Regions from separate parts of the Homo sapiens genome. Here region 2 is linked to region 1. The links are chromatin contacts, found by Hi-C or POLR2A ChIA-PET in ENCODE. All regions are on one chromosome and are shown on one strand. Each heading gives the region's core, a stretch centred on a gene start or an enhancer-like site at or near the end of the contact. The rest is flanking DNA. Distances are from core to core; before and after follow the strand shown. Region 1 overlaps FUT8 (fucosyltransferase 8). Region 2 overlaps FUT8 (fucosyltransferase 8).

Region 1 (5,865 bases), core at 878-3,377:
AAAGTGCAAAGAGAAATTAGATCATGAAAGACACATAAAGCCATGTGAGATACCATAAAAATAAGTTTAATAATACATATAATTGGAATTCCATAAGGAAAAAAATAAAAAATAATGGCTTCAGAAGCAGTATTTGAAGAAATAGTAGCTGAGGGTTTTCCAAAATTGATAAAATACATCAACTCCCAGATTTAAGCAGCTCAGTGAACTTCAAGCTGAATAAAAACAAATAAAGCCATATCTAGGCACTCATAGTCAAGTGCTTAACACCAAAGACAAAAAAAAAAGTAAACTCAGCCAAAGAGAAAGATACGCTTCTTAAAATTGCAGACTTCTCAGAGACTATGAAAGGCAGGAATCAATGAAATGACATGTTTTAAATGCTTTTAAAAATTACTGCTAAAGTAAATTCTACACTCAATAGAAATATCTAACAAAATGAAAGATAAAGTTTTTAAAAAAGAGAATCTGAATTTATTGCTATCAAACCTGCACTATAAATACTATAGGATATTATTAAGGCTGAAGAACATGATTCAACATGAAAGAACTGAATAACAGGAAGGAGTAAAGAACACTAGAAAGAAAAAATATGTGGCCAATTATAAAAGAATATGAGTGTTTATAAAAATTAATAAATCTGAATAACTTAATTAACCAACCTAACTTAAATGACATATATACTAGATCAGACTCAGCAACAGAATACACATTTCTTAAGCATTCAACAACATAAGTCATTTGCTAAGCCATTAAATAAATTTCAAAGAACTGAAATATAGAATATAATTCTATCTGGTTGAAGAACAAACTAGAAATCAAAATCTGAAAGATAAACAGAATAGCCCAATTTGGAAATTAAGTAACAACTACTAAATAACCTATGGGTCATAGAAAAAAAAAATCACAATACAAATTTTAAAGTATTTTAAATTAATGACAAAAATAGAATATCAAAACTTATGGAATACAACTGAAAGCTGTGCTTAGAGAGAAATTTAAGGCTTTCCAGGACATAAAAGAAAATAAAATAGAAAACAGATATACAATAAAGAAAAAAAAAGCACAGAGGTTGGTTCTTTGAAAAAGCAAATTAAATTGATAAACTGTTAGCAAGATAAAAGGAGAAAACACAACCAATATTAAGAATGAAAAAGGAGACATTACTATAGATATACAAGTATGGAGAAGAAAATAAAATGGCACTAAGAACAATTTTAAGCTAGAACATTTGAACATGCTGATAAAATGAACACATGCTTTGAAAAACACGTCTCACCAAAATTGACATGAGAAAAAAAAAGAGCTGAACAGTCCAATTTATATTAAAGAGATGAAATCCAGAATCTAAAATCTTCCCATATGTTCTCCTTCCTCGCCACCACCCTTCCCCACAAAAAGACTCCAGGCCCAGATAACTTCACTGGTAGAATTATAATATTTAAAAGAAAATGAATATCAACTTTACATAAACTTTTCCAGAGAACAGAATTGGCCTGCATAAACCTTGATAACCTGAAAGACATCACAAGAAGGAAAAATCATAAATAAACAGCTCATTTATATAGAAAAAATCCAAAACAAAATGTTAGCAAATTTAATCCAGTAAAATGTTAAAAAGTTACAAGAAATTCCAGGGAGAGAATATCTGCTTAATCAGGCCTATCAGGATAGGAATGTTGTTCCCACTGTAATGTTCTCAGGGAAGGAGTATCTTTCATTATATCTTAAAAATAAGATATTCTTGATAACATGAGGAATAATGGATACAAGATTGAAAAAGCAAAAGGCAGATATCATGAAAGGTTATAATTAGATGGCAGGTGCTGTACACATTCCAATCTATCTCACTGGCTTTAAGAATATATGTACACTTCTTATATGAGAGACTAGGAGTTATAGAGAAGACGGTCTAGAGCAAAATCTTCCAACCAACCAACTAGAACAAAGGCAACCCACTTTTTAACACAATCTTCTCAAACAACAGTAAAACATGACCTGTGAAGAACCACTTCAGTTTCCTTTCTACCCAACTCAGTATACTTCTGTTGCCTGGGACAAATTTTTCCACCAGAAGATTTGTGCTTTGTCTGTAACCCGTATTGGCAGATGACACACAGCTCAGAAAAACAGGTAATCGGAAATTAATCATACATTCTTTGTGGTTTTTAAATTTACAGTTTTACAGCTAGCATCTAAATTCTAGAAGAAATCTCTTCTCCTTTCCTAGACCAAACAAATAAACAAAAAAACTATTAATCGGCCAAAAGGCCAAAAGCCACATTTGAATTTTTTTAAGTTCTGTTCTCAAAAATAAATGTCCCTAGAATAACAAGGATTAGGTTAAAAGGAAAGTTGTCAATTAAGCACTTTTTAGATTTTACAACTCCATGAGATTGACATCCAACCAGGTTGAGGTTCACTGCTCAAGGGGATTTCTGCACAAACCAACAATTTTCTGGGTGTTTTCTGGTAAATTTCAACTCTAGGAAGCAACATGGCTGGTTCAAGTCCCAAGGAGCAAAAATTCTGTGAGCAAATAGCTATTTCACATTATTAAACTTGAAACAAAACGAACATGAAGCATAAAAGGACTGAGAAAGTGATAATTTCTAAATTTTTTAAAGGCCCACTACATGTGTTCTAACATGATACCAATGAACAAGAAAGAAAGAGATGTCTGGGAAACTCTAAATACAGGCATGTTGAAAACCTAAGCATCAAAGTCAACTGATTCAATCATTAATTTCAGTGTAAGTTGCATTACCTCTTATCTAGATTAATACTTTAAGAGTTTCCCAAGAAATATCTTAACTCCAATCTGGCACATGCACCAAATCCACCTGAAAATCTAAATCTTCCTCAACCATTTTCACTGTGTCATTCCTCTGCTGAAAACCAACTATTGTTCTCTATTATCTATCAATCGGGTCTATACATAACTCTGGCTATATAAGCCCACCATGATTTGACCTAATCCAATCTATTCAACTTCCCTTCTGTGGTGAGAACGGTAGGTTAAATGCGGTTACACATTCTTTGTAGTTCCATCAACCAAGATGCAGTATCTATTTCTTCCATTTTTGAATATGGGTAGGCCTCTTGACTTGCAATGAACAGAATGTGGCAGAATTGACACTGTGTTACTTCTGATGCTCAGTCTCAAGAGGCCATGCAATTCCTGCTATTTTCCTCTTGGAACACTACCATGTAAGAAATCTGGGCTATCCTTCCAGAAAAGAAATATGGAAGTGAGCCAGTTAATGGTCGACCTAATTGCCAAATATGTAAGTGAGGTCATCTTGGACTGCCCAACCATAACCAAGCCACCAGATGACTGCAGCCACATGAGTGACCCTATTTATAATTAGAAAAAAAGCCTAGCTGAAGTTAACCCAAATTGGAAAAATCAAGAGCAAATAAATGATTGTTTTATGCCACCATGTTTTTGTTTTTTATTATATTATACCATATTTTATATTACTAATAAATATAATTTTGTGTTTATATGTTTTTTAAAAATAATTTTTTCAAAGAACTTATTAAAAGAAAACAGTTTGATTTTTTAAAATAGACAACAGATTCTTTGGTGAAATGAATAAACACTTCACCAAAGATGACATATGAATGGCAAATCAACACATTAAAAAAATGGCCAATATCATTCATTACAGAAATATAAATTGAAACCTCAATGAGATAGTATTATATATCTGTTACAATGACTAAAATAAAGATAACTGACAATAGCAAATGCTGGGTAGGAGGAGAGCAAGTAGAACTCTCAAGAATTTCTGGTAGGAATTTCAAAACGGTACAGGTACTCTAGAAAAAGAACTGGGTTGCTTCTTATAAAGTTAAATATGCAGTTAACATATGACCCAGCAGTTCCACTCCTAGGTATTTGCCCAAGAGAAATAAAAACTATGGTCATACAAAAGTTTATGAAACAAAGGTTAATAGTGACTTTGTTCACAACTGCCCCAAAATGGAAATAACCTCACATTCTTCAATTGGTGAATGGATTAAAAAAAAAAAAGTGATATATCTTGCTATGATTTGGATGTGGTTTGTCCTCATCAAAACTCACGTTGAAATTTGATCCCCAACATGGCAGTATTGGCAGGTGGGACCTAGTGGGAGGTATTTGGGTTATGGAGCTAGATCCCTCATGAATAAATTAATGCTCCTCCTTCAGAGATGACTGAGTTCTCCTTCTCATGGGAATGGAATAGTTACCAAAAGAGCAGGTTGTTTAAAAAAGTCTGGCTTCCTCGGTTTCTGTCTTGCTTCCTCTCTTATCATGTGATCTCTTTATACACGCTTACTCTCCTTCCACTTCCCACCATGAATTGAAGCAGCCTCAGGCCCTCACCAGATGCAGCTGTTCAATCTTGGACTTTCTGGCCACCAGAATCATGAGCCAAATAACTTCTTTCTCTATAAACTATCCAGTGTCAGGTATTCTGTGATAGCAATGCTAAATGGGCTAAGACACATCAATATAACGGAATACTACTCAACATTTAAAAAGAATAAAAATACTACTCAGCAATAAAAAAGAATGAACTACTAATACAGACAATAGTATTGATGAAACTCAAAAACATTATAGTAAGTGAAAAAAGACAGACTCAAAAGGCTACATACTATGTAATTCAATTTATATGACATTCTGAAACAGGAAAAAAGTGTGACAGAAATCAGATCAGTTAAGTGCCAGGGACAGGAGGTCAGGACAGAATTTGACCATAAGAGGGAACAACAGAATTCTAGAGGGAGGTAGAATTCATCTATAGTTTTTGTGATGGTTACGTGACTGTATTTGCCAAAACTCACAGACATCTACGATAAAGGAAGTGAATTTTATGTACAGACATTACTCATCAATAGATCAGATTTACACAAATACACTGCAACCTCCTATATATTGTGCTTCTACATTTGCATCCCTCCAAGATACGATATTTAAATTATTTTCCTAAATTTCTAAAACTATCAACAAAATCAGAAAATTCTAGCCGAAAGATTTGTTAATGGCTTTTCAGATTATTGACTTGAATCTAGAAAATCTAAAAAATTGTAGTTTCAAGCTTTTGTGTTGCTTTCCAACTCCAATCCATATGCCTTATCTCAAAGAAACGACCTAGTTATAAACATCTGAATTAATCTTTTGTAGTCTGACTTGTGAACACATTTTCTTATATGAAAAAGACATAGCAAATTGAGTACAAAATATTAACTTAATTACTATAAGGGGAAAAAAATCCCAATGCTAGTAGCACCTCCATTGCTCTTCCTTTCATGCCAGAGGGCTCTAAAACGACATCCCTTTGGAAGAAATACAAATGGCCCCAGCAGTAAAGTCAATGAAAGGGCCCAATGAGGTTGAGGGAAAATAACTATAAACTATTTTCCTGAAATTATATTCCCTTATATAAACATGGGCCTATTTGCTTAGTCTGTTTTCAGACTGTAATTACATGGTATTACCACATGACTTAGGTGATTCAGCTCTTGAAAGTAGTCTCTACATTTAAATGTAGTTGAGAAATTAATTTCAACATATAAGAATATAAAGAAAGTGACTTAATAGACCTAAAGATTATTTTGCAGAAAGAAAAACCCATACTAAAGCAAGCTTTCCCTTCATGCAACAAAAACAAGACATTTGGCAGTCAGAAATAAACAAATTGAAATATCAGTATTGAAGATGGAACCATAAGGAAAGTGAGCAATTATTTATAAGTCTAAATTGTTAAGGGGAAAAATCTTTTTAGGAGCAAAATTCCCATGATATAGAAGGAGATTTGATTACAATCAAAGCAAACTCCAAAATCAACTAGAATAGTAGCTATTCTTGGT
Region 2 (5,320 bases), core at 153-2,652, 110 kb after region 1:
TTAATAAAGAAAGATAAAAAATTCTCCTACTCTTTTAATTGACTAGAATAGAAATGTGAATAGAAATATGATAGAGGTATATCTTTTTATTATTGTAATTATGTCTATTTAATTTCTATATTCTGTCTGTTTTAACACATTTTATTTCAGGTATTGCTGGAGTGTTACTGCTAATTCTATATTCTAATGTATCTTCTAAAATTAATTAAATACATTACCATTGTTACAACATGTAGTGAGAGTCTCTGAATTGCCCAAATATCCACTATGAAAACACTTAGTACAATTTGTGTGTGATGGAAGGGCTACATACAGGAAGATCCTTAAGTTAAGTGGTGAGACAATCCTATCTCCCCCTGGTATATGGTTTTGAATTTCTTCCATATGGAATTAATAAAAATCCGTCCTTTCTCCTACTTCAGTAACTTTTGTCCAGATCTAAAAACATTGGTTCAACCTGTATTTATACTTATCATCAATATGTAGTCATTGTTCATTTGTAACTTCAAAGAACAAGCACATACATGACCACAGGGGGTTTTGGTAGTACCAAAGAATTTTTCAGTGCCCACAATATCTCTGTGCAGTAATTATTACATACTTTCAACATGATTCAAACAAAGAATTCAAATACGATACTACAGTGACCTATTTAAAACGCAAAGAAAATTCAATAGCACATGATTCACTTACACCTAGAATTCTAACACCATGCTCCACCTCACAGTACTATTACCATTCTCTAGTAAGAATTTTTCTAAAATCTCTTGACCACAAGAATGACATGACAGACAAACGTGGGCAATGAAGGGGGAAGGGGAACCACATTCTCATATTCACTTCAGGAAAGGTTATTTCATTTTATGAACTCAGCCTGAGAGTGCAGCATTTTTCTAACTTTAAGTGACCTGAAGAATGCTCTTCTTCCAAATACACTATTCAAGTTGAAAAACAAAATGGTAAGTCAGAGAGATCAGGGCAAACATCATGTTTACCTAATGTCTTCATTAATTAGCTTCACCCAAATAAACAAATTAATTTACGCAAGCTACATTCACAAGTTAGAGCCTATCTGATTAGCACTTAAAGCATTTTCTATTCCCTTTTTGTGACTCCAACAAGACTAATATTAATACAGTATGTAGCAGCCACTCAACATTATAAAACTTCAGAATGTGAGAACTAGAAATGTCTTAAAGATCATTTGGTTTACTCTTCTCTTCCTCAGGCCTCAAATTTTATCTATGAGGAAATTGAAACAAACCCAATAGTCCCACAGACTGTTCTTTTGGCACAAAAAGTATCAAAGAACTGAAACCAGATCACCCTACCAGATGCCAGACCCCTCATTCACCATTATTGCTTCCTCGCCCCTCCTCCCAAGTTCCTGTTTTCTTACACATTGTTAAAATCTATGTCTTCCCTGCTATATAAACCCTGGTTTTAGTCAGTCAGGGAGATGGAATTGAGACCAAGCTCCCATCTTCTCAGCTGCCGCCCCTGATTAAAGCCTTCTTCCTTGGCAATACTCATTGTCTCAGTGATTGGCTTTCTATGCAGCAAGCAGCAGGACCTAGACTGAACTCCTGGTGTATCAGTAACAAACTAATAGCTAAAGAAGACAGTAACTTTCTTAAGCTAGTTATTAACAGAGCAGAACTAAGGTACTCTGACTTCCAGACTGGTTTTCTTTCTACTATACCATGCTGTTGTCAAGAACTCTGAAGAACCTAAGATTTTACCCTACATGCAAGCTAACATCAGTCTGCCATAGTTTCATGGACACTGAGAGCAAACACTGTACCTACATACAGTTTGGGCACTGAAGACTGAAACTACATGTCCCCTATACTGAGTTAAATAAGTGTCCTCCCAAAATGTGTAACGGCTAGAAATAGGGTCTATGCAGATATAATCAAGTTGATATAATGTCATTCTGGATTAGGATGGACCCTAATACATGACTGGAATCCTTATAAGAAGGACATTTGAACACAAACACACACAGAGGGAAGATGTCATGTGAATACTGAGGTAGAGATTGGAGTTATGCTACCAAAAGTCAAGAAATACCAAGGATTTCTGGCATCCACCATAAGCTAAAAGAAGAAGGAAAGGATTCTTACCTAGAGCCTTCGGAGAGAGTGTGGCCCTGCCAACACCTTGATTTCAGACTGCTAACCTCCAAAACTGAAAGAATAAATTTCTGCTATATTAAGCCACCCAGTTTACAGTGCTTTGTTATAGCAGCCCTAGAAAACTAATACACACACACACAGCTTTCTAGGTACATTAACATGACTTTACCAGTCCACTGTCTTAATTAGCATAACTGCTATTCTAGGAGACAGCAGAAATATAATGTGATTGTTCATTACAGACCTTCTGGAAAGACCCATCAACTCTTCGGCAGTTTTCAAAATCTTACTGTTTCCACCAAACCTAAACTGTTTTATCATGATACCTACCCAATCCTAATCAAGCCTCATCGCCACCACTGAAAGATCCAACTTAAAACAAACTTCAAATTCTCAAATTTTGACCTCTCTAAGACCCTACCAAAGATTTTTTTAGGTGTTCTCCCTTACCACAATAAGCAATGAACTCAGCTTTGTTTTATCAATAGGATGTGTTAGTAGTGTAGCTGGTAAGCTAGCATCAGATAATCCTGGCAGAAGTTATGACACTCCTAGATCAGAAACAAAGAACAGTTTACTACTCACAACAATAGCATAGACAGAGTACCATATTTTTTACTGATTCCTCAAGCTCTAATTCCTAAAGGCCAATGAAAGGAAAACCAAGTGCACATACTGTGGGTTGCATTACAGGACAAGAAAACCTGAGCTTAATGAAACTCCAATCTTTAAAAGGAGCTACAAGCAAATATGCCCAACCTTTTTCCCTAGAGAGATTATCTTAATTATCCTGGACAGCAAAGAAATGTGCCATCTGTCCTAATGGAAGCACTATTTCTATCTTCCTAGGCTGTTTGCTAAACAGATTTCTTTGAAAAAGATAGCCCCCAACAAAAGCTATCAGTACTCTGCTCAGCGAATGTGCAGAAACAGAAGAGATCCATGGATTGAAGAGAAATGTCTCTCAATACCTATTTCCTTTGTCCTAAAAGACTAAAAAGATTCTTAGAGAATCAAGACAAAATTGGTACAATACAATGAGATGTTTCCAGAGAAAACATATAGAGCAAAAAGGTGTACTTTCTTCTCTCAAAAATCTGTATAAACTAAAACCACTTCAGCTGAGTCACAATCTTATAACAAGCCTATCTATCAAATATCCAAAAGTAAATACTTATATGTTTGGATCCTATTTTCATTGTAAAATGTTCCATTTCTAGAAAAGTATCTCAAGCAAGTTTTTATTTTTATTTTATTATTCTTTAACTTTAAAATAAAATGCTATTTTTTTTATTATTTTTTGACTGTTTCTCACAGTGAATCAAGTTTTATCAATAATTTCCAAGGCCTGGCAGTGTTCGTGAAATAAAAGAGACTAGCAGTTTTAAACTTTACCAATTATACCTGACTTTAATGTGGACCTTAACGCCTTTTTTTAAAATAAGAAAATAAAGACCCAAGAGCTGAGATGGTAAGCTTTTACTCATACAGCTATCTGGAGACATTGCAGTGTAGGGTTCATTTTACTCATCATTCTCTCTCTCTCTTTATCCTGGGATCATTGCTTAACCTAATGGGTGGGATTAAGTTAAATTACTCAATTTAATATTATTTACAAAAACTCAGTTTTTGTTTATTTCTTTTGCAGTTAATTTTAAGTTAAACAGGCTACCATTTAAACGGTACAAGACAGAATCTCAATTTTCAAATATGCAAAAAATATGCTGATATTGAATATATAGCTAGAAAAATCTAAATTTTTTTATTTTGTAACAACCTCAAAATATTTTATGTGAATTAAAGCATATTAAATTTAAATTTAAATATGGCTTTTATTTTCATAAATACTTTACATAAATATTGACCTTAGAATTGTGGTTTAAAATCTAAATACCCTAAAATCCTGAAGAAATCATGACTTCTGAGCACAGCATTATCTTTGACTCTGTGTTGTATTTGCCCGTTGAACAGATAACTATTCTCTTTCAGAAATAGCTCTAAAATGCTCTGACTCTGCCTAAAATGTTTTGTCTATTTAAGAAATGTTCTCTGACCGGGCACAGTGCCTCACATCTATAATCCCAGCACTTCAGGAGGCTGAGGTGGGCAGACCGCTTGAGCCAAGAAGTTTGAGACCAGCCTAGCCAACATGGTGAAACCCCATCTCTTCTAAAAATACAAAAATTAGCTGGGCATGGTGACACACATCTGTAATCCCAGCTATTTGGGAGTCTGAGGCATGAGAACTGTTTGAACCCAGGAAGTGAAGGTTGCAGTGAGCGGAAATTGAGCCACTGCACTCCAGCCTGAGTGGCAGAGAGATTCTTGTCTCAAAAAAAAAAAAAAAAGAAAGAAAAGAAAAGAAAGGAAAGGAAAAAAAGGTTTTAAAGAAATGTTTTCTGAGAACACAATACAGCAGGCCACGTATCTACAGAGATACTATGAAAATTACATAATTCATCTAAAAATGTTCAGAAACAAGAAAACAATTTAAAGTTGCAGTAAGTCTTTTAATGTCCAGGCTTAGAAGCTAGAGTCTAAACCATCCTACATTTTCTGAGTCAGAGCATAATACTTTCTCAAGACCTTTTTATTTCTATAACAAATAATGAACTACAGTTTCCTTATAAATATTCAAATAGGGTTTCAAGCTACTTTTTGAGGTCATTAATTTCCCCAAGGCAGAAAGACAGTTTCTATCACTTTCATCCTACATATTCATTCAAGAAAGTTTAAACTGACTTTTCCATGCCCAACCTTTACCCTCTTTAAGTATGTTTTTAATATAGAATTCTAATTTACTTGACTTTTCTAGATGACTTTTGAAGCTACCTATATGAGGCTTGACGTTATTAATCTACCTGTATATTTCTGGTCTACTGAGGGAAGAGAGACCCTCTCATGTTGTTTTATATTGTTTTACACTCAGTACCTGTTTTTTTTGTTTTTTTTTTTTTTGAGACGGAGTCTCGCTCTGTCGCCCAGGCTGGAGTGCAGTGGCAGGATCTCGGCTCACTGCAAGCTCTGCCTCCTGGGTTCACGCCATTCTCCTGCCTCAGCCTCCTAAGTAGCTGGGACTACAGGCGCCCGCCACTACGCCCGGCTAATTTTTTGTATTTTTAGTAGAGACGGGGTTTCACCGTTTTAGCCGGGATGGTCTCGATCTCCTGACCTCGTGATCC

The links. Hi-C counts contacts between places; a loop is a spot of excess contacts on that map. ChIA-PET counts read pairs that join two places held with the same protein, here RNA polymerase II (POLR2A). Pooled maps may share reads with other maps.
Region 2: a map with no recorded cell type shows a loop between it and region 1 (2.5-fold over the local background). The contact joins two enhancer-like sites. A Hi-C loop is called at or near these places in 1 of 168 maps with a recorded cell type or tissue (endothelial cell of hepatic sinusoid), 1 of 37 single-sample maps with no recorded cell type and 2 of 50 pooled maps. POLR2A ChIA-PET finds 5 or more read pairs at or near these places in 4 of 52 experiments (HEK293, PC-9, T-cell and 1 more).

The regions. Positions count from the first base shown.
Region 1 is chr14:65,563,558-65,569,422 of GRCh38, reverse strand. The region is part of intron 3 of FUT8 (fucosyltransferase 8); the gene reads right to left. Among named protein-coding and RNA genes, the nearest start is that of MIR625, 95 kb to the right of the region's middle. Within about 2 kb of position 2,127, at least 2 of the 41 ENCODE cell types and tissues checked have a DNase peak (open chromatin) inside an H3K27ac peak, as active enhancers do.
Region 2 is chr14:65,457,958-65,463,277 of GRCh38, reverse strand. All of the region lies in intron 2 of FUT8 (fucosyltransferase 8), which reads right to left. Among named protein-coding and RNA genes, the nearest start is that of MIR625, 10 kb to the left of the region's middle. RefSeq lists an enhancer at 1,224-1,273. Within about 2 kb of position 1,402, at least 4 of the 41 ENCODE cell types and tissues checked have a DNase peak (open chromatin) inside an H3K27ac peak, as active enhancers do.